2 separate regions of the Homo sapiens genome follow, and region 1 is linked to region 2. Evidence: chromatin loops called from intact Hi-C (ENCODE). Cell type or tissue: PC-9. All regions are shown on one strand. Each heading gives the region's core, and the rest is flanking DNA. Links, peaks and the distances in the headings are about the cores only. Region 1 has its middle 46 kb from the start of LRATD1. Region 2 has its middle 110 kb from the start of LRATD1.

Region 1 (16,014 bases), core at 2,717-10,716, 63 kb before region 2:
CAGGACAAAACAACTATGAACATACTAATTTCTTAATCCATTAATTAATTAATTTGTTCGCTCTGAAATGGGGTGACTCCTACATGGTAAAAGAACACACTTGTCATGTCCATTCTGTCTCTAGAATACCAATGATCAGTCTCTGCAAGCCCCACAAACTCTCCCATCAATAATGAGCAAAAACTCTATACAGTTTCTTTCTCCTCTTTGTCTTGGGTCTTGAGGATGAAGGTGGCAGGAGAAGGGCATTCGTTTCTACTTCGCAAAGTGGTGGCTAAGAAAGAAGTCAACTTGGTGAGTTGCATCCAGGCACAATAACTGTTTCAAATACTTTTCCCATAGTAGCTGCAGAGTCAGGGCATCATCAATTTCTGCTGTAATGAGACTTCAGCTTGGGGCTGCCCACTCGCTAGTACTTAGAAAGAGGTGACAATCAAACTGGCAAAGGCAATGTAGTTTAAAGTTCACTCAGCAGAGATTTGGGTGAAGGAAGGTCAATGGTAATGCTGCCACTTACTAGGCATGGTGCATTAGGAATGTCAGATGGTATGTAGGGAGGTGGCGGGCAGGTCTCTCTAGCAGAAGACTGAAGTTATCAGGAGTCGTAGCACCCAGGTCAGAGACTGGGTCTACTACTGGTCCTATTATATTCCTGTCTCTCATGTCATCTGTCAGAAAACAGAGTTATAGCTCTACTGATTGACCATTTCGGCCTTCCCACATGGCTACCTCTCCAAATGGCTGAGCTAAAACATGTTCAGGCACTTGCTACATCAAGAACCCATATTCTCCATCCTTTTCCCTTCCTGAAGATAATATTTCCTTTTGAAAACTTTAAAATGCAAAGGTTCCCATCAGGTATTTTTTCCTCAAGAAGGTGAATCTAATGACCACCCTTCTGAGTAGGTCACCCTTAGGATTCCAAAGTGATTCTCATTCCTGCCAATATTGTAACATGACCTGTAATTGCACTCTTTAAAAAAAAATCCTGTCAGATAATCTGCCTCCCTCCATAGATTCATTCATTCCAATGCCAAACTCAAGGGTCCAGGAATTTGTAAGTAAGTCATAGATATTCTAGACATGTGTCTAGCAATAAATTTGATTTTTATATATTTCTCTAATTCCCCAGGATCTGCCTGGCTCCTGACATTTGGACTTTGTTTCCTGTTACTGGCTGGAGGACAGCCTTCAAAGCTGATGGCTGAACTCAGTTTCTCCAGCTTGGTGTTGGGCACCCCTAGGATATGGCTGTGCTCAATTCCTTGACCCTGGCACTCCTGGCCCCTCTGTCTGACTCCCTTTCCATACAGCCCCAGACCCATCCTAGGGCTTATCCTCCCCCCCGCCCATCAACCCCTTAACACCCTGGAGGGAACAGTGCTTACTACACCTTCTCTGTTACAAATTGCTCAGAACTCAATAAACCCTAGACAACACTCTTTCTGATTTAATTTATTCCTATAATGTGTCTTTGTAAGTCATCTTCTCATGAATAACAGGGCTAGGGTTTCACTTGCCTTGTTGATATATTGTTAAAAATAAATAAATTGTATTTGAGTAAATCTGAAAAAAAAAAAGACCTTCCCTCCTTTCTCACCAATCCTGCCCCACTACTGCCCAATGTCAAAAATGTGCTTGATCTGAAATTGCTCAGTAAACCAGGAACGATAAAATAGAAATAATTTCTCTCTATAAAAATGAGGATGAATTAGTTATTCTTTAAATAACAAACTTGAAAGAAATCTACCCTGAGAACTTCTTGAAGACCTGCCTTTGTCACCAACTCTCTGGGAGGCCTGCTGTAGTCACTAACCTCTGGGACCCTCTTGTCCTCTCTTTATAAACGGAAGGCACAACATGGATATTCTGTTGTCCTAAGAGGATGGCACATCATTAACAATGTAACGTGAACAAATGGTGAGGCCTTTGGTTATACATAATCTTGTTTTTACTATATGGATAAACCTTGATATTTAGAAAGGAGCAGAATTAGGTTATTCTCTGTATAGCCATCTGAAGTTAATTAGGCAGTGAATCTTAATTACCTATATTAGATGAGCCTGGAAAACTGAAATGAAACAGTTTCTGCACACTGTCTTCCAATCTGCCATTAATAGCATAAACAAAGAGCCAAATTCATACATTTGGTCAGCAACCACTGACTTCAGGGTGTCTTAATTCATGGTTACATTTTTATCCCAGGTTAACAGAGTTTCCAGATCCCAGATAAACCTCAACATTCTCTGTTGAAATGAAGATGAGAGAAGCATAAGAACTTAGCCTCTTTGGGCTGCTATAACAAATACTATAACTGGGGTGCCTTATAAGTAACAGATTTATTGCTCACAATTCTGGAGGCTGGGAATTTCAAGATGGAGCTGCCAGCAGATTTAGCGTCTGGCAGGAGCCCATTTCCTGGTTCATAGATAGCATCTTCTCACTATCTTCCCATGGTGGAAGGGGTAAGGAGCTCTCTGAAGACTTTTTTTTTTTCTTTTTTCTTTTTTTGTTTTTTTAAATAAGGGCACTGATCCCAGAAGTTTTATCTCTTTTTTTTTTTTTTTTTTTTGAGACGGAGTCTCGCTCTGTCGCCCAGGCTGGAGTGCAGTGGCGCGATCTCGGCTCATTGCAAGCTCCGCCTTCCGGGTTCACGCCATACTCCTGCCTCAGCCTCCTCAGTAGCTGGGACTACAGGTGCATACCACCATGCCTGGCTAATTTTTGTTGTATTTTTTAGTAGAGACGGGGTAGTTTTATCTCTTAATACTATCACATTGGGATTAGATTTCAACAGATTAATTTGGGAGAGGGTAAAAATGTCTAGACACTAGCAAGGACTGTGGCAATTCTTAACCTTACTCAGGCAATTAAATTGCTCTGATTCTATTAAAATTTATTTTCTTCAACTCCTAACGTCTTGTATGTGCAAGTGTCTCAGCCTGAAATTTTTGTCAAAGTAGTGAATTTCTAGGACTAAGATCATCCACATTAGAATAAGACCTGCTTCAGACGATCTGGATTTGAATGTAGCAGTTCATGTCTCCTTTCTTCACTACGTAGAACAAAAGGATTTTAGAAACCACCCAATTCTCAGCCACATTTGGCCCCTTTTGCTAATAAGAAAACTAAGTCTCAGAAAGGTCAAATGTTTTGCCCAAAGTCATGTAGCAGCTAGTAGCAAACCCAAAACTAGGATACAGCCTTCTGACTTTTAATCAATGATAAAAAAAAAAGTGTATGTTTGGTTGATTTAAAATGCTGAGTGTGGAAGGAAAATAATTTCAAAAGATTAACAACAATTACAACTTTTTTATAAAATGAATCCCAATCCCTTTGATGCTAAAACATTGGAAAAAGATGAAGTTTCCTTTTACAGCTGTGCAGACTTAGACTTCTCCTTTGTACCTGGAAACATGATGTATTATTCATGCAAACAGAATGTATTTGTTCTGAGACTCTGCAGAGGAAAAGAAAAGTTAATGGCAAAATTAAGCGAAGGAGTGATCTCTGCAGTGCTTTGACAGAACAGCTATGAACAGCTATCTAAAGTTAGACATGGAAGCCCTCCTTGGGAAAGGAGCCCACATAAAGACATTAATGAAAGTAGATTTATCGACACGTCTGGAATTCTACTGACTTTGTTCCTTCACGTTCAATGGTGTGCCTCCTCTGGAGTCCTTACCTTTCAAGTTTTAAGGCATTTAAGTATTAGACACCCCAGTAAAAAATGCTGTGGACTCTATTTGTCCTCACTGTATGTTTTAGATATGTAAAAAATAATATTTGCATGTTGTGAGATGTCAGAATAGTTTGAAGAGGGAGGTTACAGTGTTTTATAAAAAGTAAATATCCAAAAGCGGAAATGATTACTGTGGCATCACTCAGTTAATAGGCACTGGCTAAAAAGTCTAGTGTATGGCAGCCATCACAGTTATTAAATATGGAGAGCAAGATTTTTTAACAGGTGATCTACAGACACCTGCAGCTGACTAACTTGAGGCCCTTGACAAGATGTATATGCGTAGGCCAGTTCCAGAGCTGCTGTAGCTGAATCTTTGGGGATAGACCTGAACCTCTGCACTGCTAATCTTCTTCTGGGGGCTTCTGATACAAGAAACTGCTGTCGAGGATGAAGATTCTTTCCTTCTTTTGCTTCTTTATTCAAAGTCGCTTATTCCATTTGAGGTATACAATAAAAGATGCATTTAAATTAGGTCGAGAAGATGTTTTGGGGCAAGTTTGTGACTGATCTTTTTTCTTCCAGATAGTTTAGACTTTACCCCATAGGAAATAGGGAGCTAACCACAATCTTTTAGTAAGACGGAATGCCCGATTTGATTTTTAGGAAAACAATCCTGGGAGCAACAGGGACACTGCACAATAGTGAAAAGATTAATTTGATCATTCAGGTTGTTTCTAAGTGAGTTTCTCATATGTTTATGTTGCTCCAAGATAATCTAATAGAAAGGAGAAGATCTGATATTCACAATGTAGCTAAGAGGATTTCTCTTTCTCTCTCCATGAGGAGAACATCTTGGAGTGGGATTCTTTCTTGCCCTGCTCATTCCTCTTTACTTGTGCAGAAGTAACTAACCTGATTAGTATAATTACGGCCAGTGGTTCTCCAATTTTGGTGTGCACAAGAATCACCTGGAGGGCGTGTTAAACTAAAGACTGCTGGGCTCACCCCCAGAGGTTCTGATTTGGTGGGTCTGGGTTGGGGCCCAATAAATTTGCATTTCTAACGAGTTGCCAGGAGATGCTGATGCTTAACGAGGGGCTACACCTGGAGAACTATCTTTTTAAGTCAAAACGTTCTTTCCCTGGAAGTCTCTTGAAATAGTAAGAAGGGCAGTGGGGGGTTCCCCTTTGCTTTATTTTTCAATGAATTAAGCTCATCTGAGCTGGTCCTATTCACACGGTGGAGAGACACCCTGTTCCAACTTTTCAGTCTGAGACCACAAGTGCATGTCAAGGTGAGCCTGCTTGTGCATCCAGATGCATCACTTAGGTGAGGCATAGATTAGGCTGTTCTGTTTCAGCAATCTCAAATCCAAGTTCACCATGTCATCCTTCTATTTACTAGATATTTAGACAGAAAGACAGGAAGAGGGAAAGTGATAGTATTTGAACATCAACCATCTTTGTCCTCTTTAGGAAGAAAGTTTCCTTATGGAAAATCTACATATTTGCTCATATGAGCTGATATGCCAAACCTTGGCACCCCTTAGGCCAAGAAGTTTGCAGTAGATTATGTGTGGATGCAATAGCATTGCAGTGACAGGCAGACATTATATTACTGGGACTTTAAGTTACAAAAGTGCAGCTAAATTGCACCTATAAAATATTATTATGTGATGTTTTGGCCCTGAGATTGTTAATACTTGGGATTTGACAGAGTACTAGAGTAGCATTTTCAAATATTGTCTCTGTTTTGTTTTGAATTTCATCCGGGGAGAAGAGGAAACTTTTCCTAGGAGACTTGCATGCATGTGGCTTCCAGAGGTGGAGTCACGCCTACCCACATGAGCCCCAGGTTTGTTCTAGATTCTTCCCTTCAGAAGCCCTAAACATGAATGTGGGTTTCAGAGATCCGTGCTGAGATCAATGACAGAGAAATGTTGCATTTTTAGTCAATGAGAAGATAAAAAGAAATAGGATATCTTCCTAGATCAGTAATGTGTCATTTTGGTGGATTGAGATGGAAAGCCTATGAAATGGAGAAAAAATTAAAACAGCCCATGTGTGAAACAGACTGTTTTCAGGAATTGGAGCAGAATTCATTTTAAAAATGACAGGTTTTTGTTGTCAAGTCAGAGAGGAGCAGTGGAAATGTGGGAAAAGAAATGAAGGAATCTGTGTTGATTGAAATGGAGCAAGAGAGGCATTTTCTTAACCCGAAGACTGAGAACTTATGAAACACACAGATACAAATGGGAAAGGATTTTGCTGTATCTAATTGCTTTCAGAGGAACAACTAAAAATGAAGAGGATGATTCAGTTGTTACTAGAATGGAGGCTATATTTCTCCCCTAAATTTTGGCAACTATTAGGCCGTATCTTCTCAGAGAGGGAACTAGAATGTTTTCCCAGAGGAAGGCTGCCTTAAGCACCATTGAGAGACCTTCACTTAGTAGTAAGTGGGGAACCAGTCATAAGAGCAAATGAGATACCACCCTAACATCTGAGACAGCTACATGAGGAGGTTAAATGAGATGGTCAGATTGTTAAGGTGAATACCAGCAGAGCATACTTCAAGGTAGCACAACTACTTGTGGGGAAACAGGTATGGCATGTGCTATGAGGGATATGGCTAGGAAATGTATGAAGTTGATGGATTCAGGGAAGATTGCATTCTCAGTTTCAGCAAGAAATGTCAGTAAGATTTAAACTGGGCCTAGATTTGCTGTAGGCTGCTGGGAAGAGACCATCCATGTGGTGGGCTGCATTTATTTTTGGCTGATCTGGAACAGACTGAATTCCTCTCTCTCATGCTGGGGACATCATGAGACAGAAGCTGGAGGCATGTGTGCCTGGCCCAAGAGCAAAGAGAAAGGAAGGAAAGCAGAGTGATCTAGCAAACAGGGTTAGCTCCACATGTGGTTAAGAAGAAAGAGAAGCAACTTAGAAAGTAGGTTAAACATTTTAAACTTCACTCAGTCTGCCGAGAAGGAAGAAAAGGAAAACAGAGGAACCAGAGCTCTCAGAGACAATCCTTCTGTGATAAAAAAAAAAAAAAAAAATGGGAAAAGAAAGACATTTTGCTGCCAGGAAAAGAGAACAAGTTAGTCAAGGCCTGAAAAATTCAAACTCTGAGAGAGGAGAAGATTTTCAGGGAGCGCACATGGTCTGGGGCATGTTGATCATTGCTGGCCTCTGGAGGTGCACATGCTTTTGGAAGTTCATGAATTTGCTAAAGGTGATTTTGAACAGAGAGATGTGGAGAACGAGGAAGACTACCTTCAAGAGATGAGCTTCGTATGTCTAGGTAACTCAAGAGCAAGAGGTGAGATCAGTAGCCACTAGTACATGAAAATACAACATGCTTTGGAATCTTGCTGGGGGTGAAGAATGGCTCAGAGAAAGCAAGGCAGTTTGGAGAGCTGACTGTTTATAAAAGTTATACATGTGAGGAAACATCCTCGTGAGAGACTCACTAGACAGAGTCCACCACAATTCGGTTTTGAGTTAAAGAACATACAGCTCAAAATGGTGATGGAATTTCAGAGGGAAAGACCCTAAGAGGGAGTATCCACCTGCAACTGTCTAAATCTTGCAAAAAGTCAGGATAATCCCAAATGCTACTCCTAGGGAGGCTGTATGATAGATGGATTTTTTTTTTTCTTTCAAGAAATCAGAAGGTCACAATTAACCTCTCAATAGAAGATTTCTCCTTACTGGTTTTAAATAATGACCCCAGGACAGACACAACAGCCTCCGGGCAGAACTAAAGCCAGAACTATTTCCTCCTTTTTCTCAGTCAGTGTTAAGCATTTGTGGCTGGAGATAGCACCGTGAGCATTGGTCACTCTTCGAATTATGCACTAGGATCAGAAAACATGACTCTGCATGCAGTAGGTGATTCAGAAGCTGAGCATTTATTTGTGACATCTAAACAATGCTGGTATGAGTTTGGCTCCATGATACTCCTATGTGTACTTCCCGCTGATACTACAGAAAATGGCAATCATGAGAAACTTGGAGTTCCACTAACTCAATTTTGGAGGAGCTAAAGGCTGTAATCATTTGGCAGAAGTGGACCAAGATGCTACTTTTGCGGAAGACAGACTCCATCAGAGTGACACTCACCTGTCTGAGGAAGAGCAGAATAAGGAAGTAGGGAGTATATTATTTTCTAGGCTGCTGTAAGAAAGGTTGATCATCCCTAATCTAAACATCCAAAATCCAAAACGCTCCACAATCTGAGACTTTCTGAGTGCTGACATGAGGCCACAAGTGGAAAAATCCACACCTGAATTTTGTGCATGAAACAAATTTGTGTTTCATGCACAAGATTAGTAAAAATATTGTGTAAAACTACATTCAGATTATGTGTATAATGTGTACATGAAACATAAATGAATTTCTTGTTTAGACTCAGGTCCAATCCCCAACATATTTCATTATGTATATGCAAATATTTCAAAATCCAAAAAAAAAAAAAAAGAAAAAAAGAAATCCAAAACACTTCTGGTTTCAAGCATTTCAAGTAAGAGATACTCAAAATGTACCACAAACTTGGTGGTTGAACCCAAAATGAATGTATGGTCTTATTGTTCTGTAAGTCTGAAATGGGTCTCATTGGGCTAACATTAAGATTGGCAGGTTTTCTGTTGCCTTCGAGAGGCTTTAGGGGAGAATCCATCCTCTTGCCTTTTGCAGCTTCTAAAAGCGGCCCACCTTCCTTGGCTCATGGCCCCTTCAGATACCTTCAGAGCCAGCAACACTAGGCTGATTTCTTCTCACACTGCTGTCTCTGTGGCTCTGAGTTCCTCTTGCCCTTTTAAGGACCCTTGTTATTACATTGGGCCCACACAGATAATCTAGGATAATCTCCCTATTTTAATTAGCAACCTTAATTCTATCTGCAACTTTAGTTCTCCTTTGCCATGTAAGGTAACATTTTCACAGATTCTGGAGATTAGGATATGGACATGGGACAATTATTCTGCCTAATACAGGGAGCAAGAAATTTTGACTTCAGTTCTTTAAACTTGAATGTATGAAGCACAGATGATTTTTTTAAATTTTATACCCTTTCTTAGAATGTAAAAATGGGAAGATCCACATATAAATTTAGGGCATTTTTGTGTTACTCTTCATTGTATATCTTATAAGCAATATTTGAATGATGTGGCAGGGCATAATTTGAAATAAAAGAGGTGATGAATTTTTGGTGTAGGATGTAGCATTTAATGCTAATTTCATTAATGTCCTCTTCTGGCTCTTCAGCTGAACTGCCCATATCACAGAAGGGCAGTTGTTGGTCTGTCTCATATGCAGAAGCAGGAACCTTTTTTACACGAATGATCTTTTTCCCCATGAAGAAAATGAGTAAAGCAATACTCCTGGCTGACCAAAGCCTTGGCCTTTGAACCAAATGTTAAGAAAGAACAAAAGTGAGGGAGAGGAAGGAGAAACAAGTAACCTTCTCTTTCATGCTGAAGAAGACTCTGCTCTCCTTTCTGTGAGTGGGGAATTGCAGTGAGCAGTGAGCAGTTTCAGATTTTTCTCTCCAGTAGTTTGCTTGGGCCCATACTGTTATGGTTGCTGAGAGTCATGATTCTCTCTCTCTGCTTGTCTCATGGTTCAGTAAAAGGGAAGTGAATTGTTTTCTGCTTTCTGTCCAATGTGATAAAACTATACGTACCCACTGTACAAATGCAAATTTTTAGCTTGTGACTGGTGAGAAAATCTGGTAAACTTTGCTTCAGGTCCCATTACCATAAGAGAGGAGGGCAGTGTCCATTTATTCTCGGGCCCAGGTAGTACTTTCCAAACCAATTTTATCAAGAAACCCTATGTCAAGGGCTTGTATGCAATTTCGAAGATTAACAATGCTGTTATATGGATCACCATTAACTATCAGTTCTTTGAAATTGGGATGGAGGGGTGATTTTTTGACACCCCAAACTTACATGTCTAGGAGATAAACAGAAATCCTTACAAGCAGAAACTGAAAGATGATGTTACAACACCTCTCATTCTACTGAAGCTGTGACCTAAGTCATTATCCACAGTTTTATAAACACATACACTTTTATGGAGTCTTAACCCACAATGCTGTGATCTTCATCATTATCATCTTCATTAGAAGCAGATGACAGCAAAGTGTTGCCTACACATTTAGAATAATGTTGAAATAATTCCTGGGTGGGGGGGTGAACGTGGTAACCTAATCAATTTTTGAGAGACTGTAGTAGGAGCTGGGGATGGGGGATTATTTAACAAACAATGTCTTCAAGAAACTGATTTATGGTCTAAGATGATGAAGAAAGTATCTTAAATTGAAAAACAGATCACTTTATAAAAAAGCAATCAATATAAAAATCTCCTCAATATCATTGGGATAAATTTTTGAAATATGACATTGTTATTTGCTTTTTTCTCTTCTACAAACACTTAAGATTTAGTATAGGATATTTGGAAAATAATAGAAAAGTGCAGTGCTTGCACACACATATCTCAAATTTCACTTCTGAGGAGACATCACCATTGAGAATTGTAGTTGAACATGTTTTTGTTGTTGTTGTGTTTTTGTTTTTGTTTTTTGAGATGGAGTCTAGCTCTATCGCCAGACTGAAGTGCAGTGGCACCATCTTGGCTCACTGCAACCTCTGACTCCCTGGTTCAAGTGATTTTCCTGCCTCAGCCTCCCAGGTAGCTGGAATTACAGGCCTGCACCACCATGCCCAGCTAATTTTTGTATTTTTAGTAGAGATGGTGTTTCACCATGTTGGCCAGGATGGTCTCGATCTCCTGACCGAGGCCCGCCTCGGCCTCCCAAAGTGCTGGGATTACAGGTGTGAGCCACCATGCCTGGCCTGAACATGTTTTTATTGTGTCAAGTAAGCATTATCCCTTCTACTCAAATGGCTATCCCCAAAACTCCCCTATGTAGACATTCCAGAGCTTCTTGGAACAGTCCCCAGTACTTGGTCGTGCTGGTGTCTTCCCATGTCAGTCTTCATGCTTTGTTTTCAACTTCCTTTGTTTTGAAAAAGCAAATCTCAGTATTCTGGAACATTTGTTACACTCTTGTTTCCTCCCTTAGGCCGGGCAACCTTGAAGGCAGGAGCCATTCCAGTATCAGAAGGGAGATACTAACGAGGAGGGTGCAATGTTGCAGATCTGCTGAGTATGCATCTTATTGTCTGAAATCACTATATTTTTCAGCTAGTTTTTCCTCCTGATAAAGGAAGACGAACTCTCTCTGTGAATCCTTTATTTTTGTTTCTAGAGATAGAAAGATTAACAGGTATAGCCTGTGTTTATAATCCTTTTTTATAGACAAAACTCATAATCAAAATAAACTGACCTTCTCCTTCCCTTCCCTATCACCATTTTATTTTTCCTCACAATAGTTTAAAACATGATCAGAAAGATTTTTTTGTGTACTATTTTCAGGGCCCAAATACAAGAAAAAGTAGCTGCTGTAACAATTCAATGTTAAAATAATATTTCTAAGAAATGCTCTGAAATGAAATGCATTTTAAACCATTGTGTCATTTAATGTCACCAATTTTTTTTTCAGTTTGTTTCTTTACTCGTTGTCCAGGTATTTCAATCCTTTCCTTTAGAAGGGATTTAAAAATTATTTATAATAAGCTGTAGCTATTATTGTAATGAAGTGGTATTATCCCGGAAAAGTGAATATATATTATTTTTGTAGAGCAATCGTTTAGGAATCATAGTGTAGACAAATCAGAGGTTATTTCTCTTTACTGGGGAGGAAATCAACTCACAGGATGTTTCATAACTTTATTTCCCTCTCTTGTTGAATACATCTCTGGCTTCTTATAACATACATAAACCCTTGAGTTACATCAGGTGTTGGTTATTGCAGCGACCTCAAGACCGCACAGCTAGTGAATGGCAGGCTTGAGGCCAGAGCCAAATATTTAGTACCCAAGTCCTTTGCCCTTGGCACTGACTTCACTTTCTATCCAAAAAGATTAAAATAGTTTCCATTTAGGTGACTAAAAATAAATAAGAGCTCCTTGACTGGAAGGCTTTTAATGTACAGAAAATTTCTTTTCATGTTTGAGAAGCTTTAAGCCCCAATTTCATTCTTCTGTATGTGGGTATCTAGTTTTCTCAGCACTATTTATGAAAGAGACTATTATTTTTCATTGCAAATACTTGGCTCCTTTGCCAAAAATTAATTGGCCATATATGTACGGGTTTATGTCTGAGCTCTCTATATTATTCCCTTGGTCAAGTTATCTATTATTATTATTAATGTTTTGGCCAGTACCATGGTATTTTAATTACTATTGCTTTGTAGTATTGCTTGAAATTAGGTAATGTGATACCTCCAGCTTTGTTCTTTTTGCTCTAGATTGCCTTGGCTATTCAGATATTTTTGTAGTTCCATATAAATTTCAGTTTTTTTTTCTCTTTCTGTGAAAAATAATGTTGGAATTTTGATGGAAATTGCATTGAATTTATAGATTGCTTTACATAGTATGGACATTTTCAAAACATTATTTTTTTCAATCCATGAACACAGGATATCTTTCCATTTATTTGTGTCTTCTACAATTTCTTTCATCAAAGTTTTATAGTTTTCAGTGTATAGGTCTTTCACCTCTTTGGTTAAATTTATTCCTAAGTATTTTAGTTTTTGTAGCTCTTCTAAATGCGATTGCTCTCTTGATTTCTTTTGCAAATCATTTGTTGTTAGTGTATAGAAATGCTAATGACTTTTGTGTGTTGATTTTGTATCCTGTGACTTTACTGTATTTGATTATTAGTTCTAAAACTTCTTTGGTGAGAGTTTGTATAGTTTTCTATATATAAAATCATGTCATCACCAAACGGTGACAATTTCACTACTTCCTTCCCTACTTGGATACCTTTATTTCTGTCTCTTGCCTAACTGCTCTGGCAAGTTCTTCCACTACTGTTAAATAGAAGTTGTGAGAGTAGGCATCCTTGTCTTGTTCCAGGTCTTAGAAGTAAGGGTTTCAGTTTTTCAATAATGAGTATAATGCTAGCTGTGGGCTTCTCACACATGGCCTTTATTGAGTTGAGGTACATTTCTTCTATATCTAATTTGGTGACAATTTTTAATTATGAAAGAATTTAGAATTTTTGTCAAAAGCTTTATCTGCATATAATCAGATATATGGTTTTTGCCCTTCGTTCTGTTAATTATTTCATACCATATACAAAAATCAAATCAAAATGTATGAAAGACGTAAACATAAGACCACAACTGTAAAGCTGCCAAAAGAAAACACAGGGGGGGAATTACATGACATTGTATGGGCAATGATTTTTTAGATTTGACCCCAGAAGCACAGGCAATAAAAACAAAAATAGACAAATGGGATTATGTTGAACTGTAAAGCTTCTGCATAGCAAAGGAAAGAAATCAACAGAGTAAAGAGACACCCTACTGAATGAGTGAATATATTTGCAAATCATACAAGTCCTAAGGAGCTAATTATCCAAAATATAATGTATAAGGAACTCAAACAATTCAATAGTAAGAAAACAACACAGTTTTAGAAATGGGCAAAGGACCTGAATAGATAATTTTAGAAGAAGCCATACAAATGGTTAACAGGTGTATGAAAAGGTGCTCCACATCACTAATTATTAGGGAAATACAAACTAAAACCACAATAAAATCTCACTTCATGCTGTTAGAATGGCTACTATCAAAAAGAAGAAATATAAGTATTGATGAGTATGTGGAGAAAAGGGATCCCTTGCATGCTGTTGGTGGGAATGTAAATTAACACAGCCATTACGGAAAACTGTGTGAAGGTTCCTGGAAAAACTAGAAATAGAATTGCCATATGATCCAGCAATCCCATTTCTGAATAGTTACCCAGAAGATATGAAATCAATTTGGCAAAGGGATATCTGCACTTCTATGTTCCTTGCAGGATTATTCACAATAGCCAAGTTATGGAATCAACCTATGTCCATCAACAGAAGAATGAATAAAAAAAAATATGCTATGTACGCAAACCGGAATACTATTTGGCCTTAAAAGAGAAGGAAATCCTGATGTTTGTGACAACATGGATGGAACTGGAAATGTTATGCTAAGTGAAATAAGCCAGGCACAGAAAGACAAATGCCACATTCTCACTTATATGTAGAATCTAAATCAATTGAACTCACAGAAGCAGAGAGTAGGACGGTGGTTACAGAGGCTGGAGGGTGGGGTAATGGGGGACATGATGGTCAAAGTGTATAAAAACTTAGGAGAAATACATTTTTGGGTTATGTTGCACAGCATAGTGAATATAGTTAATAATAGAGTATTGTATATTTCAAAATTTCTGAGAGTAAATTTCGAGTGTTTTCACCACAAACAATCTTAACTATTGGAGGTGCTGGATATGTTAACAAGCTTGTTTTAATTATGCCACATTGTATTCATAACTCATAGCATCACTTTGTACCCTATAAATTTATAAAATTATAAATTGTCAATTTATAATTCAAGCAAAACAAAACAAAAGCTTTGAGCTGCAGGGCTGCCTCCTACTTTACAGCCAGGATGAAACCCTTAGCACAGAGCATGCTGGGAGGATGGAGAAGAAAGACGGACACCGTCGTGCTTTCCCAGGGCCGATAGGGTCTTTATTGGGATGTAATTTTCTATAGCTTTTTATTAATTAATATAACAAATGTTTATTAAGCATTTGCTCTGTGTCAGAAATGTTTAGGATATAAAGGAGTGAACAAAATGAACAAATAGTGCTGTCTCCTGGAGCTCACATTTTAACAATTGTCTTAGTGTTTTATTTCTATTAATATTCCTGTTAGAAGTCTGTCTTTAGCACCAATTATCTGAATGCTGTCTCTATAATAGATATTTTTGGTCGCAGAACAATTGCTACTCTTTACTGGAGGCTTGTAACATTCCAGACACCATGCTAAGCGAGTCATACATTATTCAATTTAAACTACCCATCTTTGAGGCTGTTCTTATAATTTTTACTCTATATAACCAGTACATGGTAGATCTAGAATTTTAACATAGGTCTGTTTGACTCCTAAAGCTATTCTCTTTACCACAGTCTACGCTAGTGTATCTTAATAATTGTTGTCTTAGATCAGAGGTTAAAAAAAAAAACTAAAACATGAAATTGCTTTATTTTTGTAACAGATAAATTCAACATAAATTAGCTTTCAAATCAGAAGAAAGCTATCTGTTCTTTAAGTCCCATTGTGAGGTGGTAAATTAGAAGTGTAAACTTCAGGATGGACAATTATGTCTATTTCAACACTTGCCTAGCTTATCATACATGGATGTGTTACTGCTGAAAATTATACAGACAACCATTATCAGCAATTGTCTTCAGTTCTTTGTACTTGACCAAGAGTATACAGTAGATCATATTACATGGTTAAAATGATTGCCACTAATTTTTTTTTTTCTGGGACAGGGTCTTACTCTGTGATCCAGGCTGGAATGCAGTGGCATGAGCTCATCTTACTGCAACCTCCGTTTCCCTGACTCAAGTGATCCTCCCACCTCGGCCTTCCAAGTAAGCTGGGACTACAGGTGCCTGCCACCATGCCAGGCTAATTGTTGTATTTTTTGTAGAGGTGGGATCTCACTATGTTGCCTAGGCTGGTCTTGAACTCTTGGGCTCAAGTGATCTGCCCACCTCAACCTCCCAAAGTACTGAGATTACAGGTGTGAGTCACTGTGCCTGGACTTTTGCCAATAGATTTTAATAATTATTGTATTTATCTTCAAAGGAAAGTATGGGTTGTAGCTTAAGGAAGTATGTATTCAAAACATTGGCTCCATACATATACTCATTGGGGCAAAAGAGTTAATAGTGGCTGATATAAATGTATGAGTTTATGCAGCTTTTCCTCAACTCAGGTCTTTGATAATACATATAGTCTTTGACTTCCAGTCTTCTTGTAACTTTCAAATGCTTACCTGTTTTCATAACTCTGTTTCGTTCTCTTTCCCTCTGTCCTTCTTGGATACCCTTCCTTCTGCAAATATTCATTATGGCTGCTCCATGTAACTTCTACAGCATTAGAAGTTCAAAGCTGGGGCCAGGCTTTATGATTACAACTACACTAGCTGTGATTTCAGCATGATTTTGAAAACCACAATGAATTCTATATGGTTAGAGAAAGCAATGACTACCATAGATGGATGTGCAAGCAAGTCTGATACAATGGGGAAATTAGAAAATAATATCGGGTGATATTAATATTAGAAGATGCTAACTATTGAGAGATTATCATATTCCAGGCAATCTTGCTAAGTGGTTTGTATAAATCATCTCATTTAATCAT
Region 2 (16,014 bases), core at 4,299-12,298:
AGAAGAACCTGGAGCTAAGGAGATTCAATGCCTTGCCCAAGTTGCAAAACTCCTAAATACAGACCTTGGATTGGAATCCAAGTCTTTGTGATTTTTGTTCTCTGCTCTTATCCCTAAGCCACAGTGGAAACTTTGGCACATCTGACTGCACTGTTTCTGTTTTTATTTTTAAATCCAGCCAAAGCCTCTTCTCATTGTTGTATCAGTTGTCTCTGGGTAACCAGGATGTTTGATAGGAGGAGTAAAGGAAGTAGGCCTACTAGCAGAGGGAAGGCAAATTTGACAGTGTCCCTGTGATGTGATTATATAAGGCTGATTCACAATCTTGCACCAATAATTTAAAGGCATACATTTTATTGTAATTTAATCCATTTCAATTTCATTAAATTCACTTTCATTCAATTCAGTTCAGTTCAGTTAACAAGGCTTCCCTGTAGGAGGCTTTAGTTTAGCCTCTAGGAACATGGAGATTAATTAGATTGTTCCTGTCCTGTCCTCAGGAAGCTCACAATCAGATGCAAGGACAACAGTCAGGTTTTAGCTTAAATACCTAATTATATAATCTTCATAAACAATTTTTTATGGAAAGAATATATTTCAAAATTCTGCATTAATTTATTAACAACTAACTACCAAATAGTTTTCCTGGCATATGAATATTTAAAAAGTGCCTTGTTCACTATTTATTTCCACAGCGGCATATAATTACTAATTTTGAAGATGATTCAATGATGTAAAAGAGTATTTACTCATATTTCTATTCGGAAGCAATCAGTGTATCTAAGAAAATATGTTGTTTGTTTTCAAAATCTTTACATAAAAACAACTTCCAACATGACTTGTTAAATGTAATTGTGTTGTTTATCTGAATGAGAAAATTACAAAATGAATATATTGTAACACATTTTAGTAAGAAAAAGAATGGTCAAATACTGAAAACTAGTTCCTCCTTGTGAGCGTTATTTAAAGCTATTGATTTGGGATTATTTAAAATACCATTTACAAACATTTTACAAATAATTCTCTGCAGTTATAAAAATACAACTTTTAGATAAAACTCACTTGTAATCCATGATGGTGCAATTTTGTTTTTTTTTTTTAATTTAGCTGGATTATGTTTTGAAGTTTAATATAATTAAGTCTTATTTTAAGATCAAACTAAGTTGAATTGAGGCTTATTTAATAGACATTTGAATTCATGGTAAAGTCACCAGAAAAGTCAAGATTTAAAAACCATTGACATGCTAAATACAAAATTCAGTTATAATATCCAACCTTTTTCTTTTTTTTTTTTTTTCTTGAGATGGAGTCTCTCTCTGTCGTCCATGCTGTAGTGCAGTGGCACCATCTCGGCTCACTGCAATCTCAGGCCATTCTCCTGCCTCACCCTCCTGAGTAGCTGGGACTACACGTGTGTGCCACCACACCTGGCAAATTTTTGTACTTTTAGTAGACATAGGGCCTCACCATGTTGGCCAGGCTGGTCTCGAACTCCTAACCTCAGGTGATCTGCCTGCCTTGGCCTTCCAAAATGCGGAGATTACAGGTGTGAGTCACCATGCCTGGCCAATAATATCCAAACTTGATGAGATTACTTGGGTTAGTTTATAAGTGGTATTTGTAACAAGTTAATACGATAGAACTTTTAAAGATGACAGCACTGCTCACACCGGCCTTTTCAGCAAAGGAATATCTTAATATACTTCTTGCCACCACGCTTAACTTGAACAGTTTTAAGTTGCCTAACATTGGGGAACACTGTGCTTCCCAGCATCTCACCTAATGTTGCCTTATCACTATCACAAGAATAGAAACAACTGATATTATCATTATTTTTTGAGACACACTTTTCCATAATAACATCCATTGCAATTTTAATGAAACCCAAATGGAAATTCAATTGATTAAAAACCCATCCTTTTTTTCATTTCCTCATTTTCAATGTAATTGAAACATTAACTTGAGTTGAGAATAGAAAAAAATTAAAAACTCAAAAAAAATATTAAGTGCAATGTGTTGGTATCATCCTGCATGTCATGTATTTGCCATCTTTGGTCCATGGGGAGCTGATTCTGGCAGTCCGCAGTACCACTGGAGACCTAACCCAGAACCATAGGAATCAAGCTCCCATGCTGATCGGGAACAAACTCCATTGTGTGTACATTTTTCAAAAATAAATGTTTTCATGGACCCTCCAATATGGAATTAGAGTATCTTTATCCTCATATTACTTAAATATGCATAAATATAAAATTGGATATAAACTCTTTGTGCTTTTATTTTTTACTTTTATTTTGAGACAGACTCTCACTCTGTAGCCCAGGCTGGAGTGCAGCAAGCATGATCTCGGCTCACTGCAACCTCCACCTCAGGGGCTCAAGCTAGTCTCCTGCCTCAGCCTCCTGATTAGCTGGGATTAGAGGTGCCCACCACCATGCCCAGCTAATTTTTGTATTTTTAGTAGAGACAAGGTTTCATCATGTTGGCCAGGCTGGTCTCGAACTCCTGTCCTTAGGTGATCCGCCTGCCTCGGCCTCCCAAAGTGCTGGGATTACAGGCATGAGCCACCGCACCTGGCCTCTTTATACTTTTAATTCATATCACTCTGAAGTTAAAACAAATTTACAAACTAAAACCAAACAAATTACAAAACATAAATAATTTAAATTGCCAAGCGTAATTCATTTTGCTGAAACTAAATTTCTGCTTGCACTTGGGCTGTGTCATGGATTATTCCTTTAATTTTAAAATGCTTATTCAACTTTGTTGGACTGAAGTCAATTTTCTCACCACTTTTATACTCCCTTAGAACCGTCATCCCTGCAGTTCACAGTGATGTCATTTGGAGTTCACGTGGAAGGAATGCATCATTTGCTAACTAAATCTGTCTCTGTTCTTTTCTCATTAGCCTGGAACAATTAAAGTAGTACTATTTGATTGGTGACAACTCATTTATGAGTGTAATTACAAATTTGGACACTGGAACTGTGAGAAAGGGTTTGGAACTAAAGCAGTCATACCATCAATTCAGAGTATGCTATTTTTAATTTTTTAAATCTTTAGCATTGATGTTAACAAATTTAAAAAGTCTGATAGAAAATGAAAAGACCTCTAAAAACTTGTCCTTGAACTTCTGTTTATAAAAACAGTCCTAAAATAACTCTGATAGGAAGTTATTTCTCACTTTATATCCTTTCTATCCTCCTTCAGTTTAACTTTGGGTGGGGCAGCAAATAACATCTGAAGGCTGGACATAAGGTAGTCCTGACTAGGTACGGTGGCTCATGCCTGTAATCCCAGAACTTTGGGAGGCTAAGGTGGGTGGATCACTTGAGGCCAGGAGTTTGAGACTAGCTTGGCCAACATGGTGAAACCCCGTCTCTACTAAAAATACAAAAAAAAAAAAATTAGCTGGGCGTGGTGGCACATGCCTGTAATCCCAGCTACTTGGAAGGCTGAGGCAGGAGAATCGCTTGAACCCGGAGCTGGAGGTTGCAGTCAGCCGAGATCATGCCATTGCACTCCAGCCTGGGCAACAGGAGTGAAACTCTGCCTCAAAAAAAATAATAAAAAGAAATAAGTAATAAAATAAACTCCATCAAAACAAAACAAAACAACAAGAAGAAGAAAAAACAAAGATAGTCCTGGAAGGAGATAGATCAAGATGACTTGGAGTCTTGGCATCTGAGTCATCAACAGAATCAAGTGGAGCAAATGAGAAAACAAAACTATATGTAGAGTGTGGGTCCTTCCTAATGGCTCTATTATGAAGGGATCTCCCTGAAAATCACCCTTTGGGATTCTATGTGTGAGCCAATGCTCCCTCATAGGTTAACATCTGGAATCATTTATAAGTTCAACATTCTCATGTATTGGTGGAAGATTCACACCTTAAGGTGAGCAGTCTTGATATACGATGAGCTGTTATCAGGGCATGGTTAGAGCTTAAAAAATAGGCACTCGGCAAACTTTGATGACTCCTGCCTGAGCTGCAGAAGCCTGCTAGTGCGTCAGGATGCTGTCAGATTAGGGATATCATATGGCTTAGGCCATAAGAGCTCTGAATTCCACCTTGGACCCTGCCACTTTAGACTAGGATGACCACGAGGATGACCTTGAGCAAGGAGTGGAGACTGTATAAGCGTCAGGTTTTTCTGCTATCAAATGGGAATAGTAGAAGCACTTCCCTTATAAGGCTGCAGGGAGCAACTAAATGGACTAAAGCAGGGAAAGTTCTTAACACCTACCCAGCACAGAGCAAGCGCTTAATAAATGGAACCATTATTATTTACATTAATAAAAAATTCAGTATTTTCATGTAAGCATGGGGAAGGATGGCTCTAGAATAGTGGTTCTCAACCTTGTGTGTTGAAGAGCTATAAGAAATAGTAACAGGCCAGATGCGGTGACTCACACCTGTAATCCCAGCATTTTAGGAGGCTGAGGTGGGCGGATCATGAGGTCAGGAGATCAAGACCATCCTGGCTAACACGGAGAAACCCTGTCTCTACTAAAAATATATTTAAAAAATTAGCTGGATGTGGTGGCAGGTGACTGTAGTCCCAGCTACTCTGGAGGCTGAGGCAGGAGAATGGCGTGAACCCGGGAAGCGGAGATTGCAGTGAGCCGAGATGGTGCCACTGCACTCCAACCTGGGTGACAGAGCGAGACTCTGTCTCAAAAAAAAAAAAAAAAAAAAAAAAGTAGTAACACCTTGATCCCACCCCAGAGATTCTGGTGTACTTGGTACATGGCGTGGCTGGGACATGGGGATTTTAGAAAGTTCCCAGATGGTTCTACTGTACACCCAAGGCCGAGAATCAATTCCTTCTCTAGAAGAGCTCATAGTAGGGGTAGTCTGGTGTCATGCATACTGGAAATTCAGATCCTCAGTCCCAGTCTGACTGTTGATAATTGATGTTGGGGCAAGACACTTTCCTACTCAGTTTCCCATTTATCTAGAATACGGGCCAGATTCCAACTAAACTTCACAGATTTAAAATTTTATGGTCTACCAGCTCAGAGAAGAGGGGAAAAAAAAGTCCCCTTGGTTATAACTCTGTCTCTAAGCTGCTTTGGAAAAAAAAGTCAAATCAATGAAGCAGTTATTTTTAAACTGTTCATCTAAAGATAAGCAAGCATGAAAAAAAAAGTAATCCTCCTTTTTACTTTTTTACTTGTTGATATTTTATAAACATCCCACAATAGTTGATATTTGGAGACACAAAACACAGAATGTTAAATGCACAGCAGCTAGAAGTTGGAAAGTGTGTATATTACCATGATTTTCCATTGGCTACTTTCTTTCTACCACTTAACCAAGAAAAACAAAGATCTGAGAATGTCTTCTATAGCAGCCCTGGCTCCTGGGATGTATAAGGTGACTCTTATATTAGATATGCCCCTGACAGGAAGGTCTGCATGTATTCTATGGGCAGAAAGTTTTAGGGGGAGGACAGATTGAAGTTCATACCTACATTGGTGTTGAATCTCAGTACCAGGCCCAAATTCATAAGGATTCACCCCAGTTCCTTGGCTGTCCATTCACAACCACCTCCTAGTAACTAGGCTTTAGAAAGTACACTGAAGGAAAACATCAGTGACCATCGTGAGATGTACAAGTAGCACAATAATGACCATGTGCATAGCAATTCATAGCATACAGAATACTTTCATATAAGTCATTAAAATTTTAGGAAGTAGCATTTACTTCATAAGGCTGCAGAGGGGAGCTAAATGGACTAACTCAGGGAAATTTATTGACACATTCCCCAGCACACAGCAAGTGCTAAATTTTATCTTAAATTTTTAAATTAAAAATGTATTGTGGGCCAGGTGTGGTGGCTCACGCCTATAATCCCAACACTTCGGGAGGTTGAGGCAGGCAGATCACTTGAGCTCAGAAGTTCGAGAACAGCCTGGCCAACATGGTGAAACCCTGTCTCTACTAAAAATACAAAAATTACCTGGGCGTGGTGGTGGGGCATCTGTAATCCCAACTACTCGGGGGCTAAGGCACCAGAATCTCGTGAACCTGGGAGGCAGAATTTGCAGTGAGCAGAGATCGTGCCACTGCATTCCAGCCTGGGTGACGGAGCAGGACTCAGTCTCAAAAAGAAAAAAAAAAACATATGCACACATACACACACATTGTGTATTAGTGTTCACAATAAGCCTGTGTGGATAAAATATTTTTATTCTAGTTTTGCAGAAGAGGAAATTGATGCATAAAGAGATAAGGTGATTCATTTGATGGTATCCATATTGTATAGTAGGTGTCTGAGCAAGGACTCTGTCTCCCATGACAAATTCTGGGTATCTCCACTGGACCGGGCTCACATATGGAGTGGGAACTGTGAATCTTATAGAACCAGGAAGTCTCATAATCCTTTAGTGGCGGTGACAGGAGCACTTAACTCTAGAATATCTGAGATTTGTCCTTTCCTCTATCTTCCCCTCTAATATCTTCTTTCACACCTGCCTTTCTCCACTTTCTTGTATTCCTTCTCGGACTTTCTTTATCTTCTCTTCCCTTTTTTCTCTTTCTCTCAAGAATCTGGTAACTTCACAGAGCTGGAGCCTCTTTTCTTCTTCGAAATATATCTATAATTCTTGAGCTCCACTTTATTTTTCCCAAGGGAAGCCTTTCCTTATCCTGATTAAGATGAGTGTTCTACTCTGGTCCCTGTGCTGCTTGGCTGGAGCCAAACACCCTTCTGAGTTCATGCAGACTTCATCTCGCAAGACACTGGATCCAGATCCCCATCTACCACTGGACCTGAGGGACAGAGGAAACTATTCCTTTCCCCTAGCTTCCCTTCTAATATCTTTATTCTTTCCTGCATTTCTCTACGTTCTTGTATTCTTCGTCTGGCTTTATTTCATACTCTATTGTTTGCTCTTTCTCCCAAGAATATGGTAACTTCACAGAGCTGGAGCCTCTTTTCTTTACAGCTTTGAGCCCATTCTCTCTTGGCACTAAGGTTCTTGTGTCTGCCAGGCTCTACCTGACATCACCCTTGAACATCCCCTGAATGTGTGCTTAAAGTTTGCATGTACTATGCATACTCTTCTTTTGTCCTGTCAATGGAGGGCTGCTCTTGCCTCTGGTTTCTGCGTCCTTCCACCCAAGCCTTGGCTGCTGAGGCCCATACCCTTGTAAAGTATAATATGTTCTCCTTCTCCTTCAGGGGTTCTGTATCCTTATCAAGGAAGCTTGGTGAGGAACTGAGAATACCCATTTTCTTTTATTGATTAGTCTTCAACTCTGCGAAATTTTAACTGATTCAATAAGTTTAATTATTTTAAGATTGAGGATTTTTTTTTCTGTGAAAATACTATAAAATCATGCTATTGATCTCAACCTTTAGATTTAAGGGTTAACGATTGTTTTCTATAGAACTCTCAATTTCATGCTAAATTTTTCTTTTTAAAGGACATGTTTTTCCACATGGTAAGATTGGATAATAATCATTTGAACTAGACCAGAATTTAATTCTGATGTCATTCATATAGAAGATTATTTTTGCTTATGAATAATTTAAACCAATTTTTGGTTTGCTGTGTTCAGTAAAGAAATCCAGTTGAGTATATATTTCTCTTCTCTTTTCTATCTTTGTTAGTCACCATGTGTTTTTAAATTTAAATTAGTGTATGTATTATTAGATGTGTGACATAGAAAATGCCTAACCTATATGGAAATTCAAGGTTCCAAAAGCTATGTAATTTGAGTTAGATAATATAAGACCTTGACTTGTTTCTTTATTGCTGAGTTCTGGTATATTTTTATATAAGCCATTGTTGCATAGCCTAAAAGAGAATTGCTTCCTTTATCAACCTCATTTTACTCGACAGTAACAAACTAAATTTTAACTCAATGATGGCCAATGGCTATTTCAGGTCTAACATCTTTTTCATGTTAGTCCCAAATCACCAACCTTACATAAAACATGTAAGTAAAACTCAATTATTTAGTATAAAAATCTCAGATATCTTGTATTTTTTTACGTTACTAAAAAGGACCACAAGATAAATATATTTCCCTCACTAGGTGAATACTGGCTTCTCTAGTCCAAACAAAAGCATAGTTTTCTTTCTTTATTTCTTCCTTTCTTCCATTTTCCTCCCTTCCTTCCTTGCTCCCACCCTCCCTCCTTCTCCTCTTCCTTCCTCTTTCCTTCCTTTCCCTTTTCTTCTTTCTTTTACCTTACTTTGTTTGATAGCGTCTTGTGTGATTAAAATGTCTATATTGGTACAACCTCACAAGATTTTAGATGGATTAATTTCTTTTAAAACTAAGTTGCACTTTTAGGGGAGATGCTTAATCATTCCAATATATAAGGATATTTGCACTTTCAGATACAGACTCCCAAAACTTGGAAACATTATTCAAATGCGTGCACATTTAAAAATCTTCTCAGACATTGTTACTTTATTTCTACCAGATGGCTCTGTGATTCATTAAAGCCTGTGATTCCATTAAATGGGGGGCAGCTCAATGGGAAACTCTGACTGTCTCTGATTGTTCCACCACCTTACCTTGAATCTGCCTACCTACATTTCATTAAAGCAATAAACCATGCCCTTGCATATTCCTGTGGTTTAATGTTTAGGAGACTTAGATGGCTGATCACTGAGTAAGAACACACAATCTTGTGAGCCATCAGGGTTTCTCAGAACTCTTTCAATTCTCAAAAGTCCTTAATTTGAAGAGGCAGTTCGCTAATGCCTTAAACAAGTTCCCATGACCTCTCCATCTGCTTTCATTAAAATAGGGTAAATTGCTCGCTCTTCTTTCACTTTCTCCAAAAGTGACATGGACGTGATTACTGTCTCCATCGCCCAAACAACAAGTCATCTGATAACCCTCCACTTCTCCCTTCAGAATCCACAGCACGCCACCTCTGGAAGAATGGTGTGGGGGAGTAGAGCATACAAACCTGCTATGTGAGTTGAAGGAGCTATTCACACACCTTTGCATTTCTCTTACTGCAGGTATTTAACCTACGGCAAGTGTATTCAGACTTTCCACATATATCCAAACATTCTTACTGACAGGTGTCAATTATAATTAATATAAATATTTTTGTTAAATATATCTAGCAGTCCATTCTATACTCTTAGAGCCTGCTGTATCCAGTACGTAATGGTATTATTGTCAGTTTAATCATCTCTGTCTCTCTCCTATAAAACTCAGATCTCTTTGAGGTCATCAGCTTTGTAATATTTGTTTACTTCCTGCAGATTCTGGTACAGTTTCTGTGGTTGAATGACTAACTCATTGACCACTCTTGTTTGATCACATCCAGGGGAGGAATATACTTAACCAGATTTTTTATGAGGGAGGCCAAGTGTTCAGACCAAGAACTCTAAACTAGTAATTTACTTCATTGAAATTAACCCCACATATTCTGGTACTTTGTTATTTATACTACAACATTTATTTATACAACACATCCCATAAAAAAGAAGGATACATTGGAGGAAATGAAACTGAATTTGAGGCTTAACAAATTGGTATAATCAAATCCCATCAGTGTAGCAAAAATGAGAGAAAATCCTAGACAGTGAAATCTAGGAGATGGAGATGAGGGGAAGAAGTGAATATGGGTTTAGAAAAGGGTTTGCCTTTCTTTCTTTCTTTTTTTTTTTTTTTTTGATGGAGTTTCTCTCTTTTTGCGCAGGCTGGAGTGCAGTGGCACAATCTCAGCTCACTGCAACTTCTGCCTCCCGGGTTCTAGTGATTCTCCTTCCTTAGCCTCCAGAGTAGCTGGGATTACAGGTGCGCACCACCACACCCGACTAATTTTGTATTTTTAGTAGAGACGGGGTTTCACCATGTTGGCCTCGCTGGTCTCGAACTCCTGACCTCATGTGATCTGCCCGCCTCAGCCTCCCAAAGTGCTGGGATTATAGGCATGAACTCCCGTGCCCGGCCTGCCTCTCTTTTACTTACTCTTAGAACTGGAATCTTGTGGAACAGGCTGTGCAGTTTTGAATATTTGCTGCCTACATTTTACATACCTTTTTCAAGACGTCTACTGCAGGAAAAAAAAACCTATCATAAGAGATAAACACTCAGACAATATAATACCGTGTTTGCTTATAGCTTCTCCCCTAAAGTTAACTGTCAGTTAAGACTGTCTGTTTTAGCCATGAGAAACCCACAACTGGATTGTGTGAATCTTGTGCTTTCAGGCACCGAGTGGGGCTTTGCCACCGATGCCTTCATTCATACTCCTTAGGTCAGCTGGTCACTTAGTTGGCATGTTGGATCTGCTTGGATTGCAGTAAAGCTGCAAATATCATTCCTGGACTCAAGAGACTGGTAATTTATAAAAGGAGACAAAATTTTAGTGTAACATACAGTAAAGTGTAATAAGTGACTCAAACTACTAGTCTTGAACAGAGAAATTGTAAACGAATAACACAAGAGCTTACTACTTCTGATTTTCTGCTCATATAGGTATGTCTTGTTTTAAAATATTTCTTTATGCCCCAAATTATGCACAAATACAAACACACAGGCACACTACAGCATGATGATATGTTCCAAACACAGAACAGCTGTGAAGAACATTCTTGAACTCAATGAACTCCACCCTTGCTAAAAGAGAAAAATGAACAGTGTTATCCATGAATATATATTATCCTACATACATACACTATATGTATGTATGTATTTACACATATGGCTAGTATTTCATAATATATACACATACATACATACATACATATGTTAATATTTAGGGTATAAAAATTCTCACATTAGATAAAATATTGCTAAAAAGCCTAGAAACTTCTCTCAAGTGGATAGATACTAGATCCATAAATTAAAATACTTTTTTTTGAAAAGTCAGAGGAAAAATATTCTGATACTTTGAATGGCTACTCAAATAATTACAAGAATAATTAAAGGTAACATTTTCTTGTCCTGACTTTGAATTTGTTTGGGAGGAGTAATAGTATGTATTCAATTCTTCCTAATAATTAGTGTCAAGAAAAAATGTATCTTCTGTTCATTCCTCTTTTGGACAAAAAGCTGACGGTAGCTGAGGACTGGATAAGGAATGTATTAGTCTGTTCTCATGCTGCTAATAAAGACATACCCAATGCTGGTAGTTTATAAAGGAAAGAGGTTTAATTGACTCACAGTTTCACATGGCTGGGGAGACCCTACCATCATGGTGGAAGGCAAAGGAAGAGCCAAGTCATGTCTTACATGGAGGTAGGCTAGAGAGTGTGTATAGGAGAACTCCCCTTTATAATACCATCAGATCTTGTGAGACTTACTCACTATCATGAGAACAGCCTGGGAAAGACCCATCCCCATGTTTCAACTACCCCCCACCAGGGTCCTTCCCCCGACATGTGGGAATTATGGGAGCTACAATTAAGATGAAATCTGGGTGGGGACACAGTCAAACCATATCAAGGGAAGTATGGTGGTTCGAATATTAGTACCAGACAATGTTGTTACTATAACTCGGCAGTCATTAATTTATCCATTCAAAAAATATTTACTGAGCTCAAGGCCAAGCACATAGAACCAATGCTGGGAGTAAAGATAAAAAACACACGCAAGACAAAATCCATATTCCAAAAACAATAGCAGAAATATTTCCTGTCCCACATGCTCTTCCAGAACTTTTTATGAAGTCTATGCCCTCTCCTCTTGAACTTGGTCAGGCTTTTGTAACTGACTTGACTGTACAGCAACCCTGACTTCTGAGGCCAGGTCATAAAAGGTAATGCAACTTCTGGTTTTCTTGGGATACTTGCTTTGAGGGCCTTGAGCTGCCATTTGAGAAGTTTGAGGTTGCCATCTTGTGCGGAAGCCCAAACTAACTCACGCGGAGCAAACACATGGAGAAGAGAGATGTCCAGTCAGCCCTTAGCTGCCTTCCACTGTTCCGGCTCTAGTCACTATCTGCCGACTGCAGAAGACTGCAGATCTATGCAGATATGCCCAAGACTGAACCATCTATGACTACAGAAGAAACTCCAAGCCAGAATTGCCCAACTAGATGATTCTCAAATTTCTGACCCCTAGAAATCATGAGAGATAAATGGTTGTTGTATTTTAAATAACTATTTTTAGATTATTTGTTACACAACAATTGATAACTAGAACAGACCTGAAGTATATTCTAATTTCATGGGAGATATGAGCCTTAATAATTTACATAAATTTCATAATAAATTATATATAGATCACAATGTAAGAGAGAGAGACTTATAAATATCACAAGAGAAAAGTAATTAAAGCACCATATAAACTCAGAGAAAGATGGAATGAAGTACCCCTGAAGCTAACATTGAAAACCCTGTCGGAGAGCTGGTGAATGAACTGGGCCTTCACTTAAGGATGAAATTTGGACATGAAAAATAAGAAAATTTCAGGTAGAAGGAACAAGTTACTCATCAACATATAACTGGCTTTACATATAATATCTTACACGTGACTCAATTATAGTGGCCCATTCAAACCTTATAGGACAAGATTACCGTTCTATGGTGCCTTATGCCATTTTGTCTTATGGCAAAATCATCCTTATGTTTTTACTTCTACTCTGGAATTCATATCCGTTTCATACAATATGTGTTATTTTGAGAGTTGCTGGGATTTATGGCATCCTCTGTCTTCATCAAAATCACTTTGTCAGAGCACCTGCTATGTTCTTGTCCCTCTGGCTGGCTTTGGAGAAAAGGGAGGAACAGGACATTATCTTTGCCTTAAAGGAGCTCATGGCCTAGTCACAGCGGCAGTGCTGAGAACTGGGGGATTAAAAGAACGGCAAGTTAAGAGAAAACTAGTGGCACATAGGAGGGAGTAAGCAACTGTGCAGAGGAGGTGATATTCTGACTGAATCATTAAGGATGGAGCTTTGCCAGACAGAAAGAGAAGAAAGAATTCCCGGCAGGGGGGTGGTGGCATGTACCTGTAATCCCAGCTACTCAGGAGGCTGAGGCAGGAGAATGGTGTGAACCCGGGAAGCGGAGCTTGCAAAGAGCCGAGATCACGCCACTGCACTCCAGCCTGGATGACAGAGCAAGACTCCATCTCAAAAAAAAAAAAAAAAAAAAAATTCCCGGCAGAGAAGACAGGAAGAGAAGCAGCGCCAAATGTAAAACATGGTATGTTTTGGGAAATACAAATAGTTCAGCACAACCCAGGGCATAAGATCTAAATCGGGAACCTGAGTGTTGAGCTAGAAAAGGTGGCAGAAGGCAGCTTACTGAGGGGCCTGCATTCCTCATTTGCTGAGAGGTTTGGCCTCATCCCAAAGGTGACAGAGAACCTTAGGAAAGGTCTCATTGTACTGAGCTTATACAGTCAAATTGTAATTATTTCTTACGTAACTGTTCTCTCTATGTATGGTTTTTGGAGACAGAACATACTTTTTGTTGAAAAACCATCACATTTCTGCCTACTTTAAGATTCTGACATGCATTTTCCCAATGGGTAGTATTCACCCTAATGATTAGACCTAATGTAGCCTGAAGAAAATGTCACCTTACAGGAATCAGAGGCAATGTATTCCAAAGTGTTTTCCACTCACTGCTCTTTCTGGAAATGTGGTTTCTCATGCCATGAAACTTGCATGATGCCATAAAGACACTGATTGTACTAATTTATGGACCCTGGCTCTGTCAGATACATTGATCTCCTAGAGACAGATTAATTACAATTCAAGGACCCCTACCCCCATACAAAACACACACTACTGGTCTTTTCCCACTGTCAGGAAATTCTGGTGGTAAATAATTCAAGAAAAATGCAACCCCAGTGGGAACTGCAAGTGCCTGTATTTCATGACCCATGATATCCCCTATGATGTGTGATGCTGTGCCAATGAGACCACAGGCTCATTAATGAACCCTCACACTGCTGTATTGTTCCGCTCCCTTTGGCTCAGGTTATCTGATCTGCCCAAAGTCTTTTCATTCATTGTCCTCTACAAAGAAGGGCAATTCCTCCACAAAACCCATCGTCATATTTTTTTCTTTTCTGTAAGGCTGATGGTGTTCTAAACGCCTTATACATGTTTTGCTGTTGCTGTTGTTGTTGTTATTGTTTTCTATTCAGGTCTTTTAGAGTTTCAGGAAGAGACTTTAAAATCAGCCACCATTGTCCATTGAAGATATTTGTTTTTTAGCTTTATTCAATTGAAAATCATACTCCCTAGGCAGTTAATAACTCTGGTTATATATTTCATGGTAAACAGCAGATATGACTTTAGAGCTCAAAGAATTGATGGTCTAGCTCAGTATTGTTGGTAAAAGAGCAATGTTTAAAAAAGCAGTCTTTTACAAAAAATTAGCTGAGCGTAGTGGCGGGTGCCTGTAACCCCAGCTACTCAGCAGGCTGAGGCAGAAGAATCGCTTGAACCCAGGAGGTGGAGGCTGCAGTGAGCCAAGATTGTGCCACTGCACTCCAGGCTGGGTGACAGAGCGAGACTCCATCTAAAAAATAAAAAAAATGTTTTAGAATGGGCAAAACACTCATGCATAAGGTCCTTTGAGCCCTTTTGGATGTTGGTTACTTGGGCACACCAATTAGCTTGGAGTACATTCTGTTCCGTTCCGTTTTTTCCAAATCTTTTTCTTAGACTTTCCCCTCCTGTCCTTCTCTAGGGTGAGTACCTTTAATATATTTGTTTCTAAAATCAGCAATTCACATCCCTGTGTCATTTAACTCACGACCACCTTGGAAGAGAAGTACTGTTAATCTAATTTTCCCAATGAGGAACTGACATTTAGAGAAACTCCATAACATGCCCCAGGTTACACGGCTACCCAGCGGAAGAGCTCAGCTCCCAATCCTCAACTGTCTGACTTCAAAATGCTTTTCTTATTCACTGTCCTAAGTAAGTTCCCTTCCAGATATCTGCCTAAAATAATTTCTAGAAGTTTCCTTCTGCTTAGGCCTTTAAGAATATGACAAAGGGATTGCTTGGTGCTTATAAAGTTTTGTCATATAATTTAGTTATTTTAATTATAATGAATGGAGGGCATATCTAAGCTTCCATCCTTTGCCCTTTGAGATTAATATAAAATTGACTAGGTTTTTGCTTGCACTGATGCAGTAATATCCAATCTTTTGGCTTCCGTGGGCTACATTGGAAGAAGAAGTACTGTCTTGGGCATAACATAAAGCAGACTAACACAGGAACAGAAAACCAAACACCGCATGTTCTCACTCATAAGTGGGAGTTGAACAATGAGAACACATGGACACAGGGAGGGGAACATCACACATGGGGGCCTGTCAGGGGGTCGGGGGCTAGAGGAGGGATAGCATTAGAAGAAATACCTAATGTAGATGTTGGGTTGATGGATACAGCAAACCACCAAGGCACATGTATACCTATGTAACAAACCTGCACGTTTTGCACATGTATCCCAGAACTTAAAGTATAATAATAATAATAATAATAATAATAAACAGACTAACACTGATGATAGCTGATGAGCTAAAAGAAAGGTCCATGCGTAAATCTCATAATGTTTTGAGAAACTTTATGAAGTTGTATTGGGCTGCATTCAAAGCAGCCCTGGGCCACATGCGGTCCACAGCTGTGGGTTGGACCAGTTTGGACTAAACTCTCTTGTCTGTTGTTTGTTCTTCCCTTACACACCCAGAAATGGAATGCAATCCCTGCTCTATAATTTTTTAAAGGCATTTATATGTACAAAACAGACCTTAATAAATATTTGGGGCAGTGATTGGGTTTTATTTAGTAGCTGTGCGAACAATGTAAAATTAAATACTAGGTGCACCATCAAAAGTGAATATATAAATTCAATTACAGGATTAATACAGTAGCCAGAATTCCTTGTAAACAATACTAAAATAGAATGAAAATAAAAGTTGCTGGCAGGGTGTAGTGGCTCATGCCTGTAATCCCAGCACTTTGGGAGGCCGAGGCAGGCGGATCATGAGGTCAGGAGATCAAGACCATCCTGGCTAACAGTGAAACCCCGTCTCTACTGAAAATACAAAGAATTAGC

Evidence for each region. Hi-C counts contacts between places; a loop is a spot of excess contacts. Peaks named below come from ENCODE experiments on the same cell type or tissue, not always from the same donor. Only the 100,000 strongest peaks of a DNase experiment are listed, where the experiment ranks them.
Region 1: it touches region 2 in a loop (2.8-fold over the local background); 3 of 110 quality-filtered maps call a loop at or near these places.

The regions. Positions count from the first base shown.
Region 1 is chr2:14,578,850-14,594,863 of GRCh38, reverse strand. No RefSeq gene overlaps it. Among named protein-coding and RNA genes, the nearest start is that of LRATD1, 46 kb to the left of the region's middle. In PC-9, for the core only: no CTCF peak of the experiment used is centred there; a DNase peak (open chromatin) is centred at 7,573.
Region 2 is chr2:14,517,505-14,533,518 of GRCh38, reverse strand. No RefSeq gene overlaps it. Among named protein-coding and RNA genes, the nearest start is that of LRATD1, 110 kb to the left of the region's middle. In PC-9, for the core only: no CTCF peak of the experiment used is centred there; a DNase peak (open chromatin) is centred at 9,268; H3K27ac peaks cover 905 bases.